Regions from separate parts of the Mus musculus genome. Here region 1 is linked to region 2. Evidence: chromatin loops called from intact Hi-C (ENCODE). Cell type or tissue: gastrocnemius. All regions are shown on one strand. Links, peaks and the distances in the headings refer to the core of each region. The heading gives the core; the rest is flanking DNA.

The links. A loop is a pair of places that touch in the nucleus more often than their neighbours do. Peaks named below come from ENCODE experiments on the same cell type or tissue, not always from the same donor. Only the 100,000 strongest peaks of a DNase experiment are listed, where the experiment ranks them.
Region 1: a loop joins it to region 2, with 2.1 times the contacts of the local background. A loop is called at or near these places in 2 of 42 quality-filtered maps.

Annotation. Positions count from the first base shown.
Region 1 is chr17:72,929,821-72,935,931 of GRCm38, forward strand. The region is part of intron 2 of Lbh (limb-bud and heart); the gene reads left to right. Among named protein-coding and RNA genes, the nearest start is that of Lbh, 15 kb to the left of the region's middle. In gastrocnemius, for the core only: no CTCF peak of the experiment used is centred there; no DNase peak of the experiment used is centred there; H3K27ac peaks cover 1,116 bases.
Region 2 is chr17:73,006,236-73,012,346 of GRCm38, forward strand. No RefSeq gene overlaps it. Among named protein-coding and RNA genes, the nearest start is that of Gm30420, 15 kb to the right of the region's middle. In gastrocnemius, for the core only: a CTCF peak has its summit at 2,950 (motif pointing left); DNase peaks (open chromatin) are centred at 2,949 and 3,950; H3K27ac peaks cover 1,539 bases.

The sequences.
Region 1 (6,111 bases), core at 492-5,491, 77 kb before region 2:
TAAGACCCCAAGGTCACTGGACTTTTAAAACTGTCAATTTATATACATAATAGATCTTTTGTTGATGGAAAGTATGAAAAAACAATGGCTAAAAACTTGAAAATATAAAAATATATTAAGAGAATATCCAGTCAAGTGTGGTGGTACATGTCTGTAATCTCAGCTCTCACAAGGCTGTGGTAGAAAGTTCATGAGTTTGAGAGGCAGGCCTGGGGTACTTGATGAGTTCCAGGCTAGCCTGGGTTATATAGTAGAATACTATCTAAATTTTAAAATAAAACAAGTATAAATACCATTTAGAAATAGAGTAGACATATTGTTTAAAATAGAGAAAGGAACACTATAAAGTTGACCTAGGGATTATTTATGAGTGTTTTAGTAGAAAATGGTTGATATAAAATTGCTATAGTTCTCAATATACACTGAGTACATTTTTTTTTAGTGTATTGGGGTTTTTTCTTGTTTTTCCTTCCTCCCTTCCTTCCTTTTTGGCAAGGTCCAGCTCAGGCTAGCCTTGATCTCTCAGTGATCATCTCTGCCTCAGTTTCCAGAGTACTGGATTTGTAAGTACGCACTACCGTGCTAAGCCTAATACTGGGTGTAGTTAAAGAACAATATATACAGCCCTGGTTTAAGGTGTTAACATAGTGATATAGCAGGAGTGTTTGGACATTCAAAAGGAGGCATAGTTGTTCAAAATTCTTCTAGTGATGATGTCAGCAAAGATGCAAAGATGCAGGCCCTCTAACCCCACCCTCCCAGAGTAAGCATCTGAGTGAGAGGCAAGTTTGAGATTGGACCAGTCATCTTGACATGAGTCCTCTAAAGTAGCATGGTGTCGCATTACCCAGGGATCCTCTGGGCACCACCAAGAACACCAAGCTCAGAACCCCTCGACTCAGAGTGGTTAAGAGCATCTGGATAGCTATTGTCTACTCTCATTCTTGTGTTATCTGTGCCAACGCAGGCAGCTCATCAGCACTGTGGCCGTCGATTTCCTTATTCATAGTAAGAATTAATCTCTATTCATTTTGTTGGACAGATTCATGATGACATGAAATCTTCCTGTTACTAGATTTTCATACATTAGCCTTTGACATATCTGAAGGAACCTTTGATGTTCTACTTGACTCTTGCAGTGTTAAAACGTATGTTGTCTTCAGCATTAACTTCCCCGGCCATCTTTCTGAGGATATGCTTTTTGTCTCAGGCCAATGGTTCTAAATTTTGGGTTTCAGTTTATACTTTAAAAAAAAAAATTATGAGCTTTTGTTTATGTGTACTGTGTCTTTAAATTTATTGTTTTAGGAATTAAAACAGATTTTTTTCAATTTTTGCTTGTTAGCTTATTTAGAATAACAATGAAGTAATTCTATGTTGATATAAATAATAGTTTTTTCATAAAATAACTATATTTTCCAAAATGGAAAATCCCAGAGAGAGGAAAAGCATTGTTTTTTAAATTTTTAAATCTTATGTCTGGTCTAATGGAAAATGGTGAGATTCTCATGTGTGTTTCCCATGAGTAAATTTGTTGCAATATGTGATGGTTGAACTAAATGAATAAAATCTGGCTTATACAGATTATGCAATTAGGAATGGGAGAAATAGTTTCACATCTTTTCCAGATTGTAACATGTAACATGTAATAGGCGCTTTTTTTTCTTTTCTTTCCTTTCCCCATTCCATCCTCCCTCTTCTCTTTTGTTCACTCCTCCCTTCTCCCCTGACATTATTTTGAGACAAGACCTCAAGTGGCCTAAACTGCCCTTCAACTTGTTACTTAGCAGAAGATAACCTTGAATTTCAAATTCTCCTTGCCTCCAAATCCTGAGAGCTAGGATTACACATTCAACAAGTGGTAGTTTCTTAAATGTCATGTGTCTTCAGACAAAACCTTATGCATGAACTTTTTGTACTCTTAACATTAAAATGCATTAGTCTGGCTTGTACTTTTGAATCCTTTCTCCAAGTTCAGTTTTGTAATGTTTTATACTGATCATTTGGCAAATAAGATCTCTCAAATGGTGATACATTTCATTATGCAATATAAAAAAGTATACTTGTTAATATCACTGCTGGTTTCATTAGAAAGCTATCAAGAATTAGGAAGTTATCAAGCTCATGATCGCTGATACAAATTTCCCAAGATTCTAATTTTCTCTTGAGAGCTCTATTTTTATCATTGGTTACAGATATCATTAGCCATTTCCCTTTAAATGGCAATCTACTTTGTCATTTCTGAGAAATTACCCATATTGGAATAACTATAGTTTGTTTTTTTAAGTAATTTTTCAAGTACAGTGATGTTCCATTGAAAAAGTGGTTAGTTTAGCTGGCAACTCAACCATGTCAGTGCTTTTATTGGGGAAAACCTGGTACCTTGGTAAGCAGCAGGGATGCTTTACTTTAACTTGGCATTTCACTGCTCCAAATATGGAAGCATTACTTAGAAGTCAGTATTTGCAAATATGAAGTACGTGGAGGGTTTTTACTGTGTTGTTGTTTGTCTTTATTTAATCGTGTGAGGTGAGAAATGATAAGTGATGACAGGTACACATTGCAGACTATTGTGATGATGCCAGTGGTTTCAGTGACTGTGGCTTTTTATACCACACTATAAGTGTCAATGCAGTATAAAAAGCAAGTGGAAACTGAGTATTTCCTAAAATATTTTCATTTCCATCTGTGCTTTCTCCCTGAAAGGATCTTGAAAGTGGCTTCTCTAGACTGAACAGAATGTGTCTGCAGAGAGCAATGGGGCTATCAGCTAGTGAGATGTGTGTTACTGTCAGACAGGTTTTGTTGGGGGATACCCTTAAAGATGGGTCATTAGCAGGTGACTTAACTAGTCTTGGGAGCAAGACTAGTTGACCTGGTAATATGGACCAAAAGTGGTGGTGAGTGGACCCTGGCAAAGGCCTTGAGAGGACAATAGAGTTGTCCAGGGAAATTTGAAAGTTGGGGGGGGGGCATTGGGTGGTGGGTTTGGAAGCTGTAGGGTAGACCTTAGAAGCAAGATCTAGACAGGATGCCAAGGGCTAAAGACTCAAGACTTTTTTATCTCTAAAATGAAGAAGGAAGGGATGGTTGAAATGGCAGCTGGGTCAGGCTGAGTTTTCTGACAGAGGATATGTAGTCATGGGATATGTGGGTAGTGCTGATGAAGGAGGATGGAGAGAAGAATTGGGAAGACTAGGCAGGAGGCTGTCTTCTCTCAAAGAAGTAATGATGATACACATGTATGATAAGATGTAGATACTTGAAATCATTTATGCCCGCAGACAAATGTGGGAGAATCATCTAATATCCCAGAAGGTTCATCTATTTCTGGGCCCAGCATTATCAGGATCCATTAGCACTAATTGATTGGAATTTCAAACCCCTGACTTGCAGGATGGGTGTGTATTCGAGAGATGTTTATGAAAGATGGTGTTTATCCCGAGGATTTCCTTTTCCGTCCAGTTTCAAGGCTTAGGCACTTAAGTATCTTTGATCCAAAGGAAGGAGGTTCAGAGTTGATATAAAGCTCAAATCTCTGCTCAAGTACCCTGAAGGATTAGAAGCATCATGGAAGGGCAGGACGGACAGGGTGAGTTGAATGTCCCATAGCTTTGGTTCAGAGAAAAGTTGAGAGCTGAGACAGATAGGACAAAACTGGATAACATTAGGCTTCTCTGAATCCCCACTAGGACCCTCTGCCCCTAAGAATCCTTGTGTTTTTCCCAGCCACTTGCCACATTGAAAACTCAGTAAGATGCTAATAGTACTAGCAACATGATAAGATTAGATAGCGGGAGCTCAGATTTCAAAGACTGTAGTTGTTGCCATCATGTGTATTAGGTAAGGACCAAAGTTCAGGGTATTAGCTGGACTAGCTGATGCTCATTCATTCCACCCTCCTCAGAGCAGGATTCTGGGAGAGATCTGGGAAGTGAGGCTTTGGGGGTGGGGGGGAATCAATTTCTCTGAGTGAGGGCCCCTGGAGTAGACCCAGTATCAGAGGCTTTCCATGGTGAGACCAGTCTGGTCAAGAGCATGATTGCCATTCCAGCTGGTCTAATCCATGTCCTAGGGGGAGCTAGCCGCTCTGGAAAGGAGGCAGTGACACACACCCACTTCCCCACCACCCCATTCCCACCCACACCCCACCCCACACCCCCACTGCCGCCACCACACACATACAGGCTTTTCTTCAAAGAACCTGGACTGACATTTGTGAATACAAACCCAGTCCATTTGTCTCAAGCTACAGTTGTTGGCTTTCCAGGCTTACTCTAAATGCTCCTCCGGGCGGGTGGGTGGGGGCTTTACTTAATAGGGACCAACATTAGCAATTAAAGAGTTTCCAGAGCATGTTCACACACACCTGGATTTGACTCTCTCCCAAGCCCTGTAAGATCAGCATTAGTATAAATCCAAATTTATAGAGGAGGGAGGAGGGGAGGGCTGGCTCAGCATCAGAACCCCACCCCCTTCCCCAGCCACCCTGCAGAGTCCAAACCACTTCCTCCTTTCATTCAAGGGGCCCAGAGGAACTAAGGTGATCCAACCAAGACCACAGAGATAGCAAGAGTTAGCGGCCAGGTAAAAGCCAGACCTCCTGGCCCACCTGTAGGCACAGGGTGCTATTTTTCCATAGCTGGCTTGGGGGTTGGTTCTTTGTTGCTCTTTGCAACTGGAGAGGTTAAAGGCTTTCTGTGTAGTTTTGTGTGCACGGTGTCTTAGAGAGCTAGCCTGACTCTTTCTCCCAAGCCTTCTGTCCTCCTTCCCACCGCAGCTTCTCCTGCCCTCTGCTCCTCCTCAGCCAAGAGGAGCAGGGGATCCTGGCCTGCCAGCGGCTCCGCTTGCACAGCTGGTAATTAGCCCTTTGTGTCCAGCTAAGCACCTTTCATCTGCCCCACCTGCTGGTGTCTTCTTTCCCCATTAGCATCTCCCAGCTCCTTGCTGAGCCTCCACCCTCTCTGTGGCCAGATCATCTTGTTTGTCAGAGATGATGGCCGGGCAGTGCACAGACAGGGAAGGGCCACAAAGACCAGACTTGCTCACATTTTCCATAGTAGGTGCCAGGCAACTCTTTCTTATCCCCACCCCAGAGACAGCTAGGTTTAGGTCACCTGGCTCAAAGGCAGACAGCTGATAGCTAAGCCTCCAAATTTGGGGCCTTTGGAGGCCTAGTTTTTTCTTTTGGTTCCAATCTGTTCATGATAGGGGAGCTCACTCACTAGCAACTCTCTAGCCTAAGCACAAAGGCTACTGATGAGTTTATGGTCTTTGGAAACCTGGCCTCAGCCCCACAGCTCTCTGTTCTGAGGCTGCTCATGTTGGTCAGCCAGTCCAGTCGCCCTCAGTCTCCCTGAAAGCCCTGTTTTCATTGTTCTCATAATTAATTATATAGCCTGAATACAGTAGCTGCTTACATTTTTTAAATTAAATTTGTGTTTATTTAAATCAAATGTAAAATTTGGCTATCTTTCAAGGGCCCAGTTAGCTACCCGTGACGAGTGGCCGTGGTACCGGACAGCACAGAGAACATTTTCATTACAGCAGAGTATTTTCTTGGACTACACTAGCCAGAAACTCTAGTATGTTGGCGTCTAGATCACATGACACAGACCTTGATCATTCTGAAACTCCCTGTCCCTTTCCATGGAATCCTCTCAAGTTCCCAAAATGTCAGGACCCATGGTGATGAGAGGGCACCTGGCAAAGGGTACCGCTCCCGAGGTGTCCCCTGTGAAATTCAGTCACGAAGGCTGCACGCATGCTGTTCATGTAGAACCCAAGATGTTCTTGGGAGCATGTGTGATTGACAAGATCCTATTCCCTTTGTGTAGGTGGGAACTTGGTGTTGATTAGTTCCGTCCATGCCATCATCCTGGGCGTCCCCTGTGTGACAGTAGGGTAGTGATGGCAGAGACGGGAAGGGATAGGGCTGAAGAAAACACAGTTGCCTGCTGGATGCTTCTGAACTTGCCCTGCAGGGGATGAGGGTAGGAGATCCCCATCAGAGCTTCCCATACCTCCTGAAGAACCTCTTTGTAGAGGGATTTTCCAGTTTGTTTGTTTGCAGCTCTGAGAGAAGATGGGGCTCTTTGGACTTGAAGGTTT
Region 2 (6,111 bases), core at 741-5,740:
GGGAGGACGAAGGCTCCACCTGGATTTGCAGACCTGGCTCTGTTACTTTCACCAGATAATCACACAGGAACTAATTAGCACCTTCTTTTTGAGCACAGCCCTCTAGGGCCCCAGGATGCTCAGGGGAGACAAGAAACCCATTAATTACCTTATCAGGAAGCACTGATAAGAACCTGCAGAAGATATTGCTCTGAGCTAATTAAAGAGGGCAGAGAAGGAAAAGAATGTGTCACCCTCCCACAGCACCTGACACAGACTTTGATCCAACCCCCCAGAAACTTTGAATCCCCAAGCTGAGAGCAGAAGACTCCAGACCATCCAAGGAAACTTCATCTTTGTGGTTCATGACTCCACCATGTGAGGTTCGGGAGTGAGCACGCCGGATGTGATGCTGGAGCATCCAGATCGAAGGCTGAGGTTGTGGGAGCCTTGTGGGAGCTGTCTCCCAGGACCCTATAACAGAGTACCACTAGGTTCCTGTCTCCTCTCACTGGTGTTAGTAGCAGGCCTACTTGGTTAGAGAAGAAAACAAGATATGACACACCAAGTCAAGGAACATTTGAGTATGAAAAGCTCGGAGCTGGACTTGAACCTAGACCTTTATCTCCCCACTCCTCTGTGGAATGATTTTATGGGTCTGGGGATGCTGGCTGGAGCCATACCTGGCTTATAGTCCTGGGATCATTCCCTTCGGTAACCCCTTTGAGCCAATCCCTGTTGCAGGAAATATTTAAAAATAGAACCAGCAGGCTTCCCGCGCTACCTCCAACTCGGCATCTCTCTGAGCCTGTGCTCCGCAGTCTCATGCCGGATCACTGCTGCCAGGCCCGCACATGTGCCGGCAACTCTCAGCCCCATTAGCTCTGTATCTACCCACCAATTCTCAGGCTGGGCCGGAGCTCCTGAGTTCTCTTCACTACAACGCCAGCCCACGCAATGACCGTCAACCCCACAGTCAGCCACAACACTCATTTACCCGGTAGAATCAACTCTTAAAGCTTATAATTAACCAATCAGATTTATGTATCAATAAAATCTCAATTTACAAGATGCCAATACAATATTTTCAGAGCCAATTGATAATGATGAAAGCATTATCCCAATTAGTCTAAACTTATGATATCATAACTACCTGTGGCTGGTTATAGCCATGCTGGTTCATGTCCACTTCCATTTTGCCTTCCCCTTCCTCTCAGACACTGGCTCTCTCAACTCTTAGCTCCGCCTCCCTTTTCCCTGTCCAATCACAGGCCTTCAGCTGCCCTAATGTAATTGGGCAGGGAAAATCCTGCAACAAATCTCTTTCTTTTCTTGAGCCTTGGTCTCTTTGTGCTTGATGTGGAACTAGCCGTGTCTACTCAAAGGGCTCTTGTGAGAAACAATAACTCATGCAGGTCACCTAGGACAGGGATCCACAATCATACCTTTGTCCGTAATGGGCCATTTTACAGACATATTTTTTAGGTATGGAATTTCAATTGCACTGAAAACCAACCGTGCAAGCCACCAAAAGGGGTGACATTTTGAAGAGACGGTGGTGGGTAGCTTGGCCTCTACCCACTCAAACCTACTTGACAAGCATCAAAGACTCTGCCTCGGGGCACATTTGGACAACCTGTGTCTGAGGAAAGCAGACTGCTCTGAGGTTTCAAGAGACTGTGAATAAATATCCCATGAGAGACAAAGATGCCATTTTATCCCGCAGAAGACATGGACGACCCACTATCCAGAGCCTATGCATCTGGGCTAGTCTCTCAGGAGAGTGAATGGGTGTCACTGGACCCCTTTTTCCTTGTTCCCAGATGGTTGCTCAGCCTCGTGCACCTGTAGCAGGGAGGAAATAATCTGAATGCCTTGGTACCTGACCTATGACCTTGCCTCATCATGGTACTAGCCAGTCTGGGTTCCGTTGGGCTAGAGTAACATTGTGTATAGTCAAACCTGTCAATGCCTCCTAGGAGTGTCACATATATCACGGTAGCTGCCCTGCTGCTGAATATGCACAAAACATCCTAAAGAGGCGTCCTTCCTGAAGCCATAATCAAGTCAAGAGCTGGGGATACTGAACTTCGTGTCCTGGGGTGCAAGCGGCTCAGAGAACCAACGCCGACTCCCCAGAGATGGCCATGGTCATGGCAGCATCGAAGAGCAGAGCATTCCACGAGCACGAAGCAAATGCTTCGCTAAAGGAGACCCGAAACACTAGCTGTATCGGCACTGTGAGAGTTCGGGATTATTTGTAATGATTGGAGAAACCCTGTGGACATATACTGTCCCACCTCTGCCCTCGGTTTTGCCAGTCTGTTCAAAACTCAATTTTGACTAAACAGCGCTTATCTACGGTGTGTCTCAGCGTTGTTAGGTGTGTGCTAGGATTACCTCATCAAATCCTTAATGCTGCAAAGCAGTACAGAGATACTCATACCAAATTATGATTGTGACTTTGAGTCTGGGGCCCTGGCCTCGTCCCAAAACTATTAAACATCAAGATCCAAGGCAAGGCATTCAAAATCGAGTCTTAAATTCCCTCCCTGCCTTCTCCGTGATTGTCTTCCAGGGGAATCTGGTCTGTGTCCAGCCATTCTCCACACCGGGAGATACCCACACCCAGAATACGCCAGAATCAAAGATGGATCAGCATAGTGGAACGGGAAGGGAGAATGGGCAGAGTGCGTTCTAGCTGGTTCTGATTTTAACCAGAGAGGTTCCTTTATTTTCTGGTCTATAAAGCAGAGGGAGTGGTTCTCGAAACCACTTCCTGCCCTGCCTCCCCACTGGTGACTGCCTGTGAGTCTCTGAAGGGCTGTGGGTCTCCATTTAATGTGTTTATGTAATCATGAGGTCCTTCTGCCTGTGTGCAGCTTGATGTCCAAGGAGGGACACACTATCTACTTTCCCAGCTTCCCAAAGAGCATTGGGGGAGGACTCTGGAATGTACATCTCCCCCTGGTGACCGGAGGAGGAAACTGCAAGCCGTTTCTCCTGGGCTCCAGGGCTCCCAGCACAAAGTGACTCTTAGCCCACCACACAGAAAAGGTGAATACAGGCTGCCTTGTGCTCTCTGTCCATTTTCTGGTACACATGGAAGAGTTAGAGGATCGAATGGTTGTGAGAAACAAAAGTCCAAACAGGACGAGGCAATGCTGTAGCTCTCTAATGGCTGAGAAAGTTTAGGAAAAACAACCTTATATCAGGATTGGACACTGAAAGTTCTCTGAAAATGTTACCTGCCCCGACTTCTCAGCAGAAGCAGAAGGAATGGCTAATTTTCAGAGCAGAGTATGATTAGAGAATTACTCCAAGTCAGGTTCAAGAGAATGGTAGACCTTCCAGGAGCTGACTAGAAGAAGGTACTTGGAGTGCTTGGAGTCCCCCTCCAGCATCCTCCCAGAGTTATAAGGGGAGGGTGCCAGCAGTAAGTGGGAGAATCAAGAACAAATAGGTAATCTCACATTGAGAAGGTGCTTCATAGAAGCAGGGAAAGGTGACAGGAAAGAACTGTGTGCTTGGGGGAAGGCTGGAGACGTCTCTTTAAGCAATGGCACCAGGAGACTCTATTTGAAGAGGGAACATGGCTGCCATTCCTTGATCCAGATATACATATGGAGGGTGAGCACCTTTCCCCAATGAAAGGAAAGAACTAAGTTAATGGATGAAACTTTTTTTGCTGTTCTCAATTCTTCAATGATAACTGTTGCATAGCTCTCCGTGGATGCCAAGAAAAGACAGCACGTAGCCAGCAAATGTGATTTAAAACATCCCGTAAATAGATGTTTAAAGTGTGTGCTTTGCCCAGACATGAGAATGCTTGAGATTTTATACAGTACACAGTCAAAGCTTGGGTGTTTTCTGTTAGTGGATCTGTCCCTAGTTTATGTGGCTGAAATAAACTTTCATCTGAATTTGGTTTCCGTTTCCATGATGATTTGCCAAACCCTGGCTGTGGGCCAGGTCCGTGGTGGGTCTTGGCCTACATGGGTAAACAAGATGACAGAGTCTCTCAGGGAGTTTTTGGTCTTCTAGAAGAGCAGGGCCAGGAACTGTGACAAAGCTGCTGTTGTGGAAGGAAAGATGAGGCCCTGGAGAGGAGACAGGAGGCACATCTGACCCACAATCATACTTAGAGAAGGCAAGAGAGAGGACACAGTGCTAAGCCAGGCACCCCAAGATGGATGGGAGACAATTAAGGGAAGAGGGGTAAGGGGTGCCATAGAGCCTGTTCCAGGCAGAAGCAAATGCCAGACAAGGAGAGCAGGAGATATTTTATACATACATACATACATATGTGTGTGTGTGTGTGTGTATATATATACATATATATGTGTGTGTGTGTATGTATATGTATATATGTGTGTGTGTATATATGTATATATATATATATATATACATATATATATATATATATATATATATATTCCCTGCAACTAAATCACAATATATAACAACATAAGAAGGCACTTAAAAAAGGAAGGACAAAAAGTTTAACAAGGACAGGAAAAGTGGCCAGAGTTCTGATAGAGATGCACAGATAAGAGAATATCTGGGGCCTCTACAACCAAGTGGAATTTGAAAATCTTCATTTTAACAAGCTCCCTGGATGAATCCTTGACACGAAAAAAAAAATTAACACTGATAAACTACTTTTAAGTCTTTGACAAGTTTTCTACCAAAACAAATATTGAGAAATAAATTTCCAAGCCGTAAAACAATGAGAAAATTGGACAAATTTGAACATGACTGTATTAAAGAATTGTCTGGCTTTTAACGTGTTGAGATATCACAGTTAAGGCTTCTTAAGGACCCTGATGTTCTGGAAATGCAGACTAAGACAGCTACGGATAAAACATGCGGCAGCAGCACGGCCCGGGCAGGAGAGCAGATGAACCGGAGCTAAGAAGTGAAAGACACCTGTCGAAGCCTCAGTGGTTTCGCGCCACTATCCCATTTGTTTCTCTCTGTGCTGGAAGTTTTCCGTAATGAGAACAGATCGCCGTGGCAGCCACACACCATACTCACTGTTCAACATCCCCCAAACCTCTAAAGTGGGGCCAGAGAAGAGGCTTCATGGTGGAGTGGACCAAAGGGGGTCCCAGACAGAAAGACTTTTGGGGGTCACCTTTGGGGGTCACCTCTCCAAGGGATTGATGCGCCAAGATCTGTGTTTGTGTGGATGTGTGTGTGTGTGGGGGGGGTATGTTCATTCATGTGTATGTGTGTAGTTCACGTATGTGTGTATATCAGTGTGTTTGTTCGAGTGTATATATGTTTGTGTTTGTGGGTATGTGTTCATGTGTGTGTATGTGTGTTCATATATGTGTGTTAGTGTGTTTGTTCATGTGTATATATGTTTGTGTTTGTGTGTATGTGTGTGTTCATGTGTGCATGTGTATGTGTGTTCGTATGTGTGCATGTTCAGATAATGACACACATGTAGAAGTCAGAGGACAGCCTTGAGTGTCAGTCAGTTGTCACCTCTCACTTACAGCAGAGTCTCTGTTGTTTTCTTCTGTTTGTATTCTGATCTAGGTCAAAATTCTCCCATCCTCCTTCCCATCTACTCATGGTATCACTGGAATTATAAACACCCGCACATTGGCTCTGAGCTTTTATTATGTTCTAAGGCCTCGAACTTAGGTACTCAGGCTTGCTCAGCAGTTCTTTTGCCCACTGAGCCATCGCTCTGGCCCCTAGGATCTCTTGTTAGCTGGCTTCTTTTTCTTTTTCAGTGAAAAGAAGGACACGGTGAAACTGCTAAATCAGGACAATAATGGATCTCCTGGACATGAACTGTCAGACAGATCAAGGAAAATTACAGGAAATGCTTAGAAAGTGGTAGAGAGAAAGCAAGTATCAGACAAAACTCAGCTTGCTCACATCTATCACAGAGAAAATTTCCACAAGACAGAAAATGGTCCAGGACTAGGGATCCAAGAGGCAGCACATAGGCATAGCAGACACATTCCCAAAGCCAACAAGGCCAGTCAGGAATGTTACTAGGTATGTAACATTTGTATTCATTAGGAACATTAAAACTATACTGTGTGTGCCACCATAGCATTCCTCGGGCACTGAGAAGGCCACAGACATGGCTGTTAACCTGGGTCGGGGAGC